Regions from separate parts of the Homo sapiens genome. Here region 1 is linked to region 2. Evidence: chromatin contacts called from ENCODE Hi-C data. All regions are on one chromosome and are shown on one strand. The core of a region is the stretch at or near the end of the contact, and the rest is flanking DNA. Distances in the headings are between cores, read along the strand shown. Region 1 overlaps TLN2 (talin 2). Region 2 holds the start of VPS13C-DT (VPS13C divergent transcript).

What was found. Hi-C counts contacts between places; a loop is a spot of excess contacts on that map. Pooled maps may share reads with other maps.
Region 1: a loop to region 2 is called in a pooled map, with 5 times the contacts of the local background. The contact joins the enhancer-like site here to the promoter of VPS13C-DT in region 2. A Hi-C loop is called at or near these places in 1 of 168 maps with a recorded cell type or tissue (posterior vena cava) and 4 of 50 pooled maps.

The regions. Positions count from the first base shown.
Region 1 is chr15:62,645,875-62,652,435 of GRCh38, reverse strand. It overlaps TLN2 (talin 2), which reads right to left. Exons shown (of 59, transcript NM_015059.3): 4 at 4,990-5,161; 5 at 2,255-2,352; 6 at 302-431. The coding sequence starts at 5,125. Among named protein-coding and RNA genes, the nearest start is that of MGC15885, 4.0 kb to the right of the region's middle. Within about 2 kb of position 2,436, at least 7 of the 41 ENCODE cell types and tissues checked have a DNase peak (open chromatin) inside an H3K27ac peak, as active enhancers do.
Region 2 is chr15:62,057,678-62,064,340 of GRCh38, reverse strand. It overlaps VPS13C-DT (VPS13C divergent transcript), which reads right to left and starts at 3,838. Exons shown (of 2, transcript NR_135690.1): 1 at 3,498-3,838; 2 at 1,907-3,373. It overlaps VPS13C (vacuolar protein sorting 13 homolog C), which reads left to right and starts at 3,894. Exons shown (of 85, transcript NM_020821.3): 1 at 3,894-4,066. The coding sequence starts at 3,967. RefSeq lists an enhancer at 3,583-3,632 and a silencer at 3,683-4,032.

The sequences.
Region 1 (6,561 bases), core at 1,187-3,686, 590 kb before region 2:
TGCTCATATAGAATAGAAGGCAGCAATGGGCAGAAGGCTGAATTACACATGACTTTCCATTTGAAAATCTTCTTGTTTTGGAGAGGGAAATGAAAGCCCTCCGTTGTGACTTAGTGAGAAGTCCAAATGTTTCATGGATTGGCAAGTTGGGAGAATGGACACACCCTCTGGGGATTAGGCAGAACTCGGCGTGTTAAGACACATTCAAAGTTGCCTAGAGATCAAATGCAGGTGGAAAAAAGAAGAGGCCTGTAATTAAAAACTAAGCAAAAAGACATAATGAAGGTGTATGAATGCTCACCTATTCTGCTACAAATAGTGACCAGGAGCTCCCCCACAGTCTTGGAATCATCCACCATCACTGTCTTCACAGATCCATCCAGCATCCGGATTTTCTGAGGTCTCTGTTTCTTTTTATATTCCAAAATATCCTAGAGCACAAACCACATACAAATTTCACACTGTGTGGGGAAAATAAATAACAAACTTGAACACTTTTCTTTAAAAAATGAATTTTAAAAAAATCAGAGTAGACTCTGATTTTCCCTTTCTTCTAAAACATCTTTGAAAACCTTTCAAAGTTTTCAGGGGATTGTTGCCACTACGTCTTTTAGAGATAGTACAGACCTGGACTTACAAAAAAATTCCATTCAGTGAGAATCTCTGTTATTGCTGCATTTCATTTACTTACATTCTGTATGATGCCTAATATATTTAAAAGTGTTTACCCTATCTTATTCCATACGTTCTTTTCACTTTGTTTCCATAAGCCGCCCTGCACTTCTCCTATTTTAATGGTCAACATACCTGCATTTCTTCCCTCCTACCCCTACTGGCTTGAAAGCTATACAGGTTATTTCTTGTTTGTTTTGACCAGTAATTAAAATTGTATTAAAGAACTTGTGAAGTCTGGTTTCTTTCATTATTTCCATATACAATCTATCTATATTCTCTTAGGCTATCTTCAATTATTTTCCCAATAATTTTCTTATGAAAAATTCCAAACACGGCACAATGTTGAAAAAATAGTGTACTGAACATTCTATATCTGTCACCTAGAGTCACCTTCAATTTTTTCTCCAGTGCTAAATAACTGCTTTCATAAAGATTTCTTAAAAATTTGATAGTGAAATTGAACCCAAAGAAGTCATACTTATGCCTTACAATTACTGAAAACCATCCTCAGTGAAATGAAAGTAGAGTATGACCTCCTGCAAGGCTGAGAATGATCTGCTCTAAGGAGAATTAGCAGAGGGAGGTGACTACTTGCCTGTTAAAAAGACATCAGTGTGTGTCTCCAATTATCTTTTAACCTGTCATAAGCAATTTTTACTATCTCTATGTCTTTACTATTTGCATATAAAAATATTTTTAATTTTTACTATAAATACATTTTACCTTATATCTTAGAAATAATGAAAGACATAAATAGCATCCTCATCATTCTTCATATTAGTGGAGTATCACAGTAGTCGTGATTTTCAAAAGAGTGTGTTAAAATACATTAATGACAAGACCAAACAGGGGTAACATGTTTGGGGGATATTTTTAAGTAACTTGTTTACTACACTTCCTAAAACTAGAAGTATGAACTTCCTAAAACTAAACTATTCATTTCTTATCCAAATTAATTGGCATCACATATTTCACTCTTACTTTATGGAATACCCATCAATCTGATGGGTGCACTTCACCCTACATACCAAAACCCGGTATCTTGGAGGTTAAGCTGAACAAAATGTTTAATATGTTTTTACTCATTACTTCTCCCTATTTCCATAACACAACCATTTTTGTTGTTGCTGTTACTACTACTGATCATTATTAAACTCACATCTCAAATTGAAGTTTCTTTTTCAGAAACAAAACACTAATATTCAGTCTCTAACTACCATTAGGGTTACATTTCGTTTTTCCCTCTCATTTGTTCTTACTTCCCATCTCCAGGCATAGGAATATCTCTTCCATACTTACAGTAAGATGCTGTATCTTATCTCACAATTACCAAATCCAACAACGACAAGTAGAAACTACTTAAAATACTAACCTCGAACTGCTTCAATCCTTCTATGGAATCTCAAGAATTTGGATATCTGACATTTTCTATCACCACCTGAACAGCCCTTACAAAGTACAATGCATCGAACTATTAATAAGATGCCCTTGAATCAAAATAGCGTAACCGTGTTGGCGTCTATGGAAGAAGGCCCAGGGACAAAGGGATGAAGAAACAGCACTGGGATTGGCAGCATACCCCATTCCGCAACATGTAGTAATCCAGTGTTCTGCCCGCTTCCAGCCAAATCCCTTTCCTCGGGTCTTCATCCGAAAGAAAGAGTCCATAGTCAGAAGCTGAAATATAAATGGGAAGAAAAACAGAAGGCAAAGTGGTGATGAAGCCATCACTGACTTCCAGGCCCTGAGCCTGCTGACTCAGCAAGGATGTGGGTGTTCTCCTTCACCAGACAGCAATGTTTCGTTTTGACAACACAAGCAGCCATCAGGGCTGGAGCAGATCTGGAGGAGTAAGAGTTGAGTTGCAGAAGCAACACCCACAAATAAGGTCCGTGTTTCCTAAAACCAGTGGGCTGTAGTTGTGTCTAAAATGTAGGAAAATTTAGAAGCAGTCCAAATTTCTTTCTAACTGAATTTGAGCTTGTTCTCTATCCCTTGCTATAAAAACCAGACCAACATCCCATGGAGAATGACAAGACAGCGGGGGAGAAACTAAGGAAGTGACCACCTATGCCCAAGGCCACTCAGGCAAAGGGGGACAAATGAAGCCTTTACGTCTCCAGTGACCCCTCCATCATCCCAACTGAGCGGTGTAAAAGAGAGGTAGGAGTTCCTTGTGAGATGAGGCCTCTGACCCCGACCACCAACAAATCATGTAAAAGGTGCAAAATTAAATTTGGTGTTCTCTGCAGGAACCCCTTAATCTGACATAGGAAGTACGAAGGGGGTGGGGTGGCAGGAGAGGAGCAGTACCATTTCCTACCCCAAAATTTCTCTCTTTCTTCTGAGACCCAGATGAGGGTAAGAGCTCCTGCTGTTTCTTAGAAAAGCAACTTCAAAATCTTTAAAGGTTTATACCTTCACCAGCACTATATAGCAATCAAGCTCCCCACCCCCACCAAAAAAAAAATCCGACAGAAAAACAACAGAAAAAGGGAACAGAAAAGTAAAGGCACCAGAAATGACTGGACAACCAAATAGTAAAGTTAGGGATGTAGCAAACCTTATTTCTGAGTAATCTAGAAACACTACTAATAGCATAAATAATGTTTTAATAGCCAGGGGGCGCAGTTGCTCACGCCTGTAATCCTAGCACTTTGAGAGGTGGGTGGATCAGTTGGGCACAGGAGTATGAGACCAGCCTGGGCAACATAGCAAGACCTTGTATCTACAAAAAATACAAAAATTAGCCGGGTGTGGTGGCGTGTGCACCTGTAGTCCCATCTATTCAGGAGGCTGAGGCGAGAGGATCACTTGAGCCTGGAAGGTTGAGGCTGCAGTGAAGTGTGATGGGGCCACTGCACTCCAGCCTCCAGTGACAGAGCGAGACCCTGTCTCAAAAAATAATAATCGTCCAGGCGTGGTGGCTCACGTCTGTAATCCCAGCACTTTAGGAGGCCGAGGCAGGCAGATCACCAGAGGTCAGGAGTTCAAGACCATCCTGGCCAACATGGTGAAACCCCGTCTCTACTAAAAATACAAAAAATTAGCTGGGTATGGTGGTGTGCACCTGTAATCCCAGCTACTTGGGAGGCTGAGGCAGGAGAATCGCTTAAACTCGGAAGGTGGAGGTTGCAGTGAGCCAAGATCACATCGTTGCCCTCCAGCCTGGGCAACAAGAGTGAGATTCCATCTCAAAAAAAAAAAAAAAAAAATCGTCATCATCATCATCACGTTTTAGACCAAAAACAATTTTATGAGAAGCAGATCTTTTCAAGAAGATATTTTTGTATTTATAATTACCCTTGTGATGTTTGATTTTTATTCTTCCTTTTTTTTTTTTTTTTTTTTTTTTTGAGTCAGGGTCTCGCTTCATCGCCCAGGCTGGAGTGCAGTGGCTGGATCATGGCTTGCTGCAGCCATAAACTCCTGGGTTGAAACTACTTTCCTGCCCTGAGACTACAGGCACATACCACGACACTCAGCTAATTTTTCAGACTTTACTAGAGACAGGGTTTCAACCTGTTGCCTAGGCTGGTCTCTAACTCCTGGGTTCAAGCGATCTTCCCGCCTTGGCCTCCCAAAGTGCTTGGATTACAGGTGTGAGCCACCATGCTTGGCCTATTCTTTCCATTTTTAAGATAAGTTTCATCCGACTTTCACCTAAAGACTTACTGATTTGGAAGGGATCCAATTTCTCAACTGCCTGTCAAATACTAAATAAAAGAAAGACAAATTGAGAGAAGACAAAGGGAAGGGGAAAATAAAATGGTACAAGTGGCTTTTGTTTAAACTCAGATTAACGGGGATGAGTGATTTAGCCAAACTTCAAACAAAACATATATCACAAATGTCTTTTTTTTTAAGGTTTGAGATAAAATTTATAAAGTCCCTGTCAAAAAACTTGAAATATAAGACCTGCCCTGGGTTCCAATGGCAGTGGAAAGCGTTCATGCATGGGAAACAGGGTTTAGGACACATACCGCCAATACTGTTAGGGCAGCTTCATTTGCACTTTCTTGGGACAATGAGATGATACATGAGAATGTGATCTGTAAACCGCAGAGCATAATCCTCATGCATGGGAGGGTCAAGTTGCTGGGCACAGTGACAATGATGACTCAGCAGTGGGCATGGTCACTGTAATCACAAGTCTCACAGAGGAAGCAGGTAGTGTCTGATCTAAGAAGGTATTTCATTTGAAACATATGCACTAATAGGCTTGTGTACCACTTGGAGCCTCTGTCTCTTTAGCAAAAAAGTGAAAAACATGCAAACACGTTTTAAGAAGCCAGTAAATAACCCATGACCTACCTTGCCCAGTTTGTGCCTCAGGCACCCGTTCCCGAATGACTCGACACGCATCGTACACAGCTGTAGATGGTTCAAACTGCATGGTCTTCACCACGTTGCAGTGGCGCACACAAATCTTTAAGGACAGGGCCACCATTTTCCTAGATGATGTGGACAGTCTCACTTAGAATGTCTGGAAAACACAAAGAGACAAACCCTGATGTTCACGATAATAATTTGTCTTGGGGAAAAAAAAACAAAAAAAGTGCTGGACTTTAAAATCAACTTTAAACATGGAAAGAGAATAAAACAGCAAATAAAGAGTACACTTTAGGTACAAAACAAATTTTACAAATCAATTTTGAAAAATTTAAAGGAGGACAACAACAGCATATTGGCTAAGAGTTATTACTACAGGGTGACAAGTAGAACCCCTTAGGAGGAGGGAGCTCCAGATGTTCACCACACCTCCCTCTGAGTAGTCCCCCTCCTTGGGGTTTCTGAGAGAAGGTCCTAGGAGTGGAATTTCTAGGGTTAATGTCCTCAAGGCAAGAGGCAGAGAGCCTTGGGCACCTATGACTGGGTCCTAAAGACAGCCTCAGTTCCCTGGGTCCTCTCAGCACCTGGGGACAGAGAAGAATCAGGGAAGCCCTCTCAGGTGCTCCTCTTGGCACAAAAGCTCCACCACCCTTGGATTCTGGGCCCAGCTCCATCACTAAGAGCCTGTGTCAATCTGAGAAAGTCACTTTGGCCACTCTGCCTCAATTTCTTCACAAATAAAGTGGCTATAATGATATCAGCCCTGCACAGTGCATAAAATAGAATCCCAAGAAAAGATCAACATGAGGCCAGAGAGGCCAATCTTAAACCCAAAGGGTACCAAGAAGCTTCACGTGATTGGGGTCTCAAAGGGAATAAAATGCAACTCAATTCTGATTTGATTTAGACAAACTATGGAGATATTTTGTTTCTTCTCCAGTTCAATAGTTTCAGAAAATACACAGGTGGCTGGGTGCAGTGGCTCATGCCTGTAATCCCAGCACTTTGGGAGGCTGAGGGGGGCGGATCACTTGAACTCAGGAGTTCGAGACAGCCTGTCCAACATGGTGAAACACGGTCTCTATTAAAAATATGAAAATTAGCCTGGCATGGTGGCATACACCTGTAATCCCAGCTACTCGGGAGGCTGAGACAGGAGAATCGCTTGAACCCGGGAGACAGAGGTTGCAGTGAGCTGAGATCATGCCACTGCACTCCAGCCTGGGCAACAGAGCAAGACTCTGTCTCAAAAAAAAAAAGAAAGAAAAGAAAAGAGATGAGACGAGATGAGACGAGACACAGGTTTAGGTTAAGTTTGAACTTGCTCATAAATGCTTTCTTTTAAAAATGTAAGTTCAACAACTCAGTGTTTTTCCTTTGAGTTGGTGGCTCACGGTGTATTTCCAGTGCCTGCTCTATTTCATGGCCAGAAACTTACCTGTCCCCTACTCACTTAACCCAAGCCAGTCTCTATCAAATATACTCCTTGGGCACAAGACAGAAAGAAACCTGTATCACAAACGCTTTTTTCTTTGTGCCTGAAGAACCAGCTGA
Region 2 (6,663 bases), core at 2,589-5,088:
AAGTTATAAAATGAGGGTAATAATACCGACCACATTAAGATTGTTGTGGGGGTTAAAAAGATATGCATGAAAATGCTTGGTTGGCAGTTAAACACTAGCTAACAGTTATTATTATTACTATCATTTTATTATGAATGTTTGCTTGGGCAGGGATTAGCTGATTCATACATGGATTCCTTTAAAAACATTTTTCTCCTCAGGCAAGCAAAGCAGATCTACTTTGTTTTTATTAATGATTCACCTTCTTTAGTAACACCTTAATAGCATTTCCTGTACATGATTTTTTGAAAATAGCAGAGATTTGCCATTGCGTGGCTGGTCCCTGTGACCCTGTTAAGCCTTATGTTTTACTTAACTCGGAAGCACGAACCAACCACCCAGTACTTGGGAGAATGGTGTAACAGGGTGCCCGGAACACACAAATCTACTCACAGGAAGACAGTGGCTGTTCCAAGCTCCCAGCTGTAGCTGTGGGAACATCCAGTATTGGAGCTGGAAAACAATTCTGTAAAGTGAGCATGAATAGACCACATACCATCAAGACCAGAGGTGCTCTAAGAGTAAAAGGAAATTAAACATTTTAAAGCATACTTACAAAAATATAGGAGGTTGAGTGTCAAGGAAAGCAAGAAGAGAGATTACAACCAATAAAACACCAGTGTTCTGACTTATGCATCTTGTTCAACACAACTAGAGTATGGGGTACTGGAAAGAATACAGAGCAGGGAGTCAGGACACTTGGGTTTGGGTTTTTGCTCTGACAGTCACTAACTTGTGGGACTTTGGGCAAACCCTTAATTCTCCCTGGCACTCAGTGTCTCCATCTGTCAATTGAGGGGGCTGGATTAACAGGATGATCCTCCCTCTGGCACTAACATTCTGAAATCCACTCCCGTGCTTTCTCCTAGTTAACCTCCCTAACTTTTCCTGCAGTCCATGGTGTCATGGCTTATACTCCAGCTTTCTCCTCCATTTCCTTTCCCCCAAATTCCTTCTGCTTTTCTCCAAAAACTCTAGGGTTGGGGAATAGGGTATGGGTGGTGGTTAGTGTGAAGTTTTTTTTTTTTTTTTAAACACTTTTGAGTTAATTTTTAAGTGTCCCTAACTTATACTTTTGTTTTTAACAGAAATACTTTGCTCATCTGTTTTTATTGTTTAGTCCCTCATTGAAGTTTAGTTTTGTAATTTCCTTTGTTGTCATTCTCATTGTTCTTAAGCCAGAATGAAGGCAAGAACTATAATTAATTAGAATGCTCATTTTCTTTAACCTCTGTTATCCAAATTATTTCTGATATAATGCCATACATAAGGGTGCTAATGGTGTTTCTTGACATTGGTTATAGTTTGTTTTAAATTGGGACTGTATATTTCTGACTTGTTAAATAATGGAAGATTTGGGGCATTACTGAATGCACATAATCAATCCCTTAAAACATGCTGAAAATGGAAAATAGTAAAATTTAAAGCTTTTTATACTACATGATAATAGCATTTTTTTGTACCAAAAATGTAGAGCCAAATTTTCCACTCTGAGATTTATTTTTTCTGTCATGAACCTTTCAAAGTAAGATCTCTGAAAATGACTAATAGCCCAGTGTTGATTAAATTGTATAATTACCAGAAGAGAAAAGGGTGGCAGTGCTCAGAGAATCAAAGGAAATTAATATCTGCTGTGTGACTTTGGGTAAGTCACTTAACATTCCCGAGCTTAATTTTTCTGTAAAATGAGGACCATACTACTACCTGCATTAGCTACCTCACAGCTCTTTTGTGAGGAGTACACAAAAATGCCTACCTTCGCATAATAATGACATGAGGCCTTACAAAGTATAACTGAAACATAATAAAATTGAATGATGCATATGAAAGCACATTTACACATTATTCTTTCAAAATTACCAAGTTATACCATAGAACTGTAAGGAATTACTTTATTAGACAAAGCATTAGTGTTACTCACTTCTCCCAAGAGATTGTGCCTATTGCTCCACCTGCTTGACCAAGCTATGTTGCCTGTGCCATCTTTCCTATCATCTTATACTGTTATTCATACATCCTTGGATTGGCTTCTTTCTTAACTTTTTATGGTACATGCCTTATCTCAACCAGAACATATATTGCTTCTTTACATTCCTCTTGGAGCATAGTCAGTGTGAATGTAAAAAGGAAGCGGGATTGTTAGAGTGTATGACTAGAAAGAACGTGGAGAAAGTTTGAAGAGAGTGTTCTAAACACTGGGAAGTTATTGGATGTTTTTGAGCAGGTGACTAACCTAAGCTCACCTGTGCTTTGGGAAAACACATCCGGTGTTCATGAGAATAGACTGGAGGAAGGAATAACTGGAGGCTAGGAAGTGAATTTCAAGGAGATGGATGGCATGGTCCAGAAGAAAAACATGGAGAATTTAGGAAAGATGGCAAAAGCAAAATAGACAGGTTAGGCTGTTATTTGGTTGTGGATGGTGAAGAAATCCAAAGTACTTACTAGTATTTTGTCTTTGTGACCAGCTAGGAAAAACAGACGGTTAAGGATTTATCTTCTTAAAGAGGAATGGAGTGTGCAAAAGTGGGAGAGGAATGTGATCTTGATAGTACTAGTTAGTACTGACTGGGTCTTTCTTTGTACTTTTAATTTTATTTAATACACAACACCAATTGTAGCCATTTTGATTTTCTTTCTTCTCCAGCGGACTTTGAATTTAAGATTTTTCTTTGTGATCCTGTGCAAGCCTAGGTTGTTTAAGAAAAATACACGAATAGTTTCTCAGACACTTCCTCGTAGCAAAGCACTTATTAATGCTTGTGACTACAAATAATCAGCATTTCTTAGGTTTCTTCCTGTGTACTGTATCTCAACAACTTTTTGAAATATATTTTAGGAAAAAATTTCTAGTTCTCTAAAGAGGTGAATCTCAATGGGTGGTTAAATTTCACAAGGGTTGAAAGATCTTGTGGTATAAAAGCTCTGCTTTTAAGGTCGTGCTACATCAAAGACAGTTCAACGATAGCATGGAAGAAAGTGATATATAAATAACAAGTAACTCATACTTAAAAAGGCACTACTACGTTTTGTTTTTTATATCTGTAATGAGATAGGTAACTGGTTAGTGGCTAGTGAATTAAAAGCGAATCTTAGAGAAAGGGGAAAAGAACGCGTTTCCCACAAAACGCGTATATTCAGTTCTCATTCTATGATATCTGCCATTTGATGTGGTTCTGTTCCCCTCCTCCCACTTTCAAATTATTTGTCGCGCGCCAGTGGTCCCAGCTACTCGGGAGGCTGACACAGGAGGATCTCTTGAGTCCAGGATGTCAAGTCTGTAGTGAGCTATGATCCCGACACTGCATTCTACCCTTGGCAACAGAGCGAGACCCTGTCTCAAAACAAAACAAAACAGAAACAAAATAAAAAAACAATGTTTTCAAGAAGCAGAGACCAAGCCCCAGGCGGAGTCGAACTCTAGCAGGACAAGAACGCGGTCGGTCCCTTTCCCCCACCTGATCCACAGGTGCAGGGGTGGTTGCCTAGGTGACGCTCAGCGCATACTCCAGGCCAGGCGGCTCCGGACACCGCGATGCGGCCGGAGTTCAACAGCAGGTGACGGCGGGAAAGCAGAGCGGCCACATAGATGTCCCTGTACTCGGTAACTCTTGCCCTCCCTTGTTCTTCTCGAAGGTCCTTTTTTTTCTCGTGCACGGCTGACGAGACAGGCGCAAGCTAACTTCCCCCGCACTCCTCCGTCGGCCTCTAGAGGGCCAGGGCTGCGGCGCCTACAAAGCCTCGGGATCACAGCTGGGCCTCCTTAGCTACCGGCCGGGCGACAGCGCGCCTGCGCACCGGCGGGGTCACGCGCGCGGCGCGGGGGTGGGCCTGCGCCGGAGGGGCTGTCATTTGCAGCGCTGGTCGCAGCCCTCAGCTGCGCCGGGCGGTTCCGGCTCCTCCCTCTCCTTGTGCCTCAGCGCCACCATGGTGCTGGAGTCGGTGGTCGCGGACTTGCTGAACCGCTTCCTGGGGGACTATGTGGAGAACCTGAACAAGTCCCAGCTGAAGCTGGGCATCTGGGGCGGTAAGCGAGAGGGCGCGGCCAGTGGGCTGCGGGCGCTGAGGGCCCAGCCGAGGGCTGCTCCGTCCGGGATTCTGCCCGGGCCCTGCTCCCTGCGCCGCCTGAGACTCCCCATCCCGGTGCGGCAGGTGCTAGATGCGGGAGCCTCTGCCGCCCGCGGATTCTCGGGGTCCCAGTCCCGACTCCGGCTGGGGAGATGCGGCGGGATCCCGCCCGCGCTGCCAAAGTTCCCACCTTTCTCGTCCCCCGAGGCCAAGCCCTGGCCCTGCTGTCCCCGCCCTGCCCGTTTCTGTGGTCCTCTCGCTGCACTCAGGGTGGCCCCTTTGGCCCTACAGCATAAAAACAGAGCCCTTTCTGTTTCGGTATCGCGTGGAGTGAGCATGGTTGTCTGGTCATATACGCTCGAAGTGGCACTAAGAAAAAAGGAGGAAGTTGCATCTCGCAGTTATCTTCACTATCATTTTACAGGGAGCAAGAACTGGGTTCCTTCTCTTTAGGATTACCGGGTTTGGAGAGGAACGGGCAGGAGATCTTTAAGATAGGCGTGTGCTTAGGGATTCTTACTCTTAATGCTTTCAGCTCCTGTGAAAATGATTTCTTCCTTTAATATTTACTTTTCCGTCAATACGAAGAGGATTTTGAATTTTGTTTTGGAGCAATAGAGAGAAATTCAAGCCTCGACCAGCATCGTCATTAATTAGGTGTCTGCTTGGTTGCATGCTCAGGAATTTATGCCAACGTTTTTATCCTGGAGATTAAGTGTATAAAAGTATTCAGGAAATAGTGTACTTAAACATACACTCTTCAACGAGCTTAATCGTTTGCATGAATTACGTGTTAAGCTTTGAGGACTTTGGGACTTTCTCACTCCACAAAAGGTTTGGGAACTTTGTCAGCTTTGGAGGAAAATTCAAAAAACGACTCAAATGTATGGATCTGCTTTTAATTCAAGCAACAACAAATAGCTATAGACTTCCCCTGTCCACTAGGGTAACCACTAGCCACTGTAGCTGTGGAGCACTTGATATGAGGTTAGTGCTAATTGAGACTTGCTGTATGAATTAAAACATCGTTTTGAATAAGCATTACTCCTAATGAAGTAGGAGAAAAAAATAATACCTCAATAATTTTTATGTTGCTTATGTGTTGAAATAATATTTGAATATATTGGGTTAAATTAAATATAATATTAAAGTGTATTTCCCGTGTTTTTTAGTTTTACTTTTTTTCTTTTTAAACTTGGCTTCTAAAATTTATAATTACGTATATGGAACATATATTGGGCAATGCTGTTTATACCCTGAATTACGGAAGAGCCTGGTTGTTGTTGTTGTTGTTTTTTTTTTTTGGCTTGTCTTTTTGAGACAAGGACTTGCTCTGTTGCCAAGGCTGGAGTGCAGTGGCAAGATCGTAGCTCATTGCAGCCTCCAACTCCTGGGCTGAAGTGATCCTCCTGCCTCAGCCTCCCAAAGTGCTAGGATTACAGGTGTGAGCTATAGTGCCTGGCAAGAGCCTGTTTTTAATAGGTGGCTGATCATTTGATTGGTTCACTGTGGTTTGCCCAACAATACAATAGTCCCTTGGTATCTATGGGGGATTGGCTTCAGTACCCCTGACCATACCAAAATTGGAGGTTGCTCAAGTCCCTTAAATAAAATGGCCTAGTATTTGTATGTACCCTATGCATATCCTTCTGTATACTTTTGGTCATCTCTGGATTGCTTATAATACCCAATAAGTAAGTGCTATGTAAATAGTTGTTCTGTTGTTTTTTAATTTGCATTTTTTTATTGCTGAATTGATACTTTTTATTTTTTCCCCCCGAAATATTTTTGGTCTGCAGTTAGTTCAGTCCGTGAATATGGAGGGCCTACTGTACATTCTTTGTTTACATCCCCCCACCACACTCAATACAATGTAAAGGAAAGGTAAGTAAAGAAAGACACATTTAAGGAATTAAATGACCAGCATCTTCTGCAGAAATCAAGTATTTCTTCAGAATACTGGCAATATTCTTTCCAGTGATTCCTTATAGTTTGTAAACATTTGAAACTTGAAAACGCACCGGAGTAGCAAATCTGAAATCTGAATAGGCCTAGTGAATGGTGTGCTGTGTTGGACAAGCCACTTACCTTATTGGGCCTTAGTTTCTTCATCTTAATTTAAACTTTATAGAAAAAATATTTTTAAATTCTGAAAAGTTTAAATCATACTGGATGATATAATACTTTCATGTAATTACTCATATTTCAATGTTATAATATTATGCCATATTTACTTTAGACATTTTCTTTTTAAAAAGATAAAACGTATGGATATAGTCAGAGGTTCCATTGCCATCAAATGTTACTCTCTTTTATCTTTAAAATTGGAGGTTGGACTAGGTAACATCGAAGGTGATGCCAATATTCTGTTCTTCTGATAATGGTTTTACCATGACATTGAGGAGTATACTGCTTGAAGATTTTGAAGTTTTTCACAACTGAAATTAAAAATGTCGTAATTTTATGTTATTTCCCCTTTTGTCTTTTTTTGGTGAAATCTAGAAAAGGAGACTTTCTTTCATCTCATTTTTAAATTTTTAGAATAAGGTATTCTGC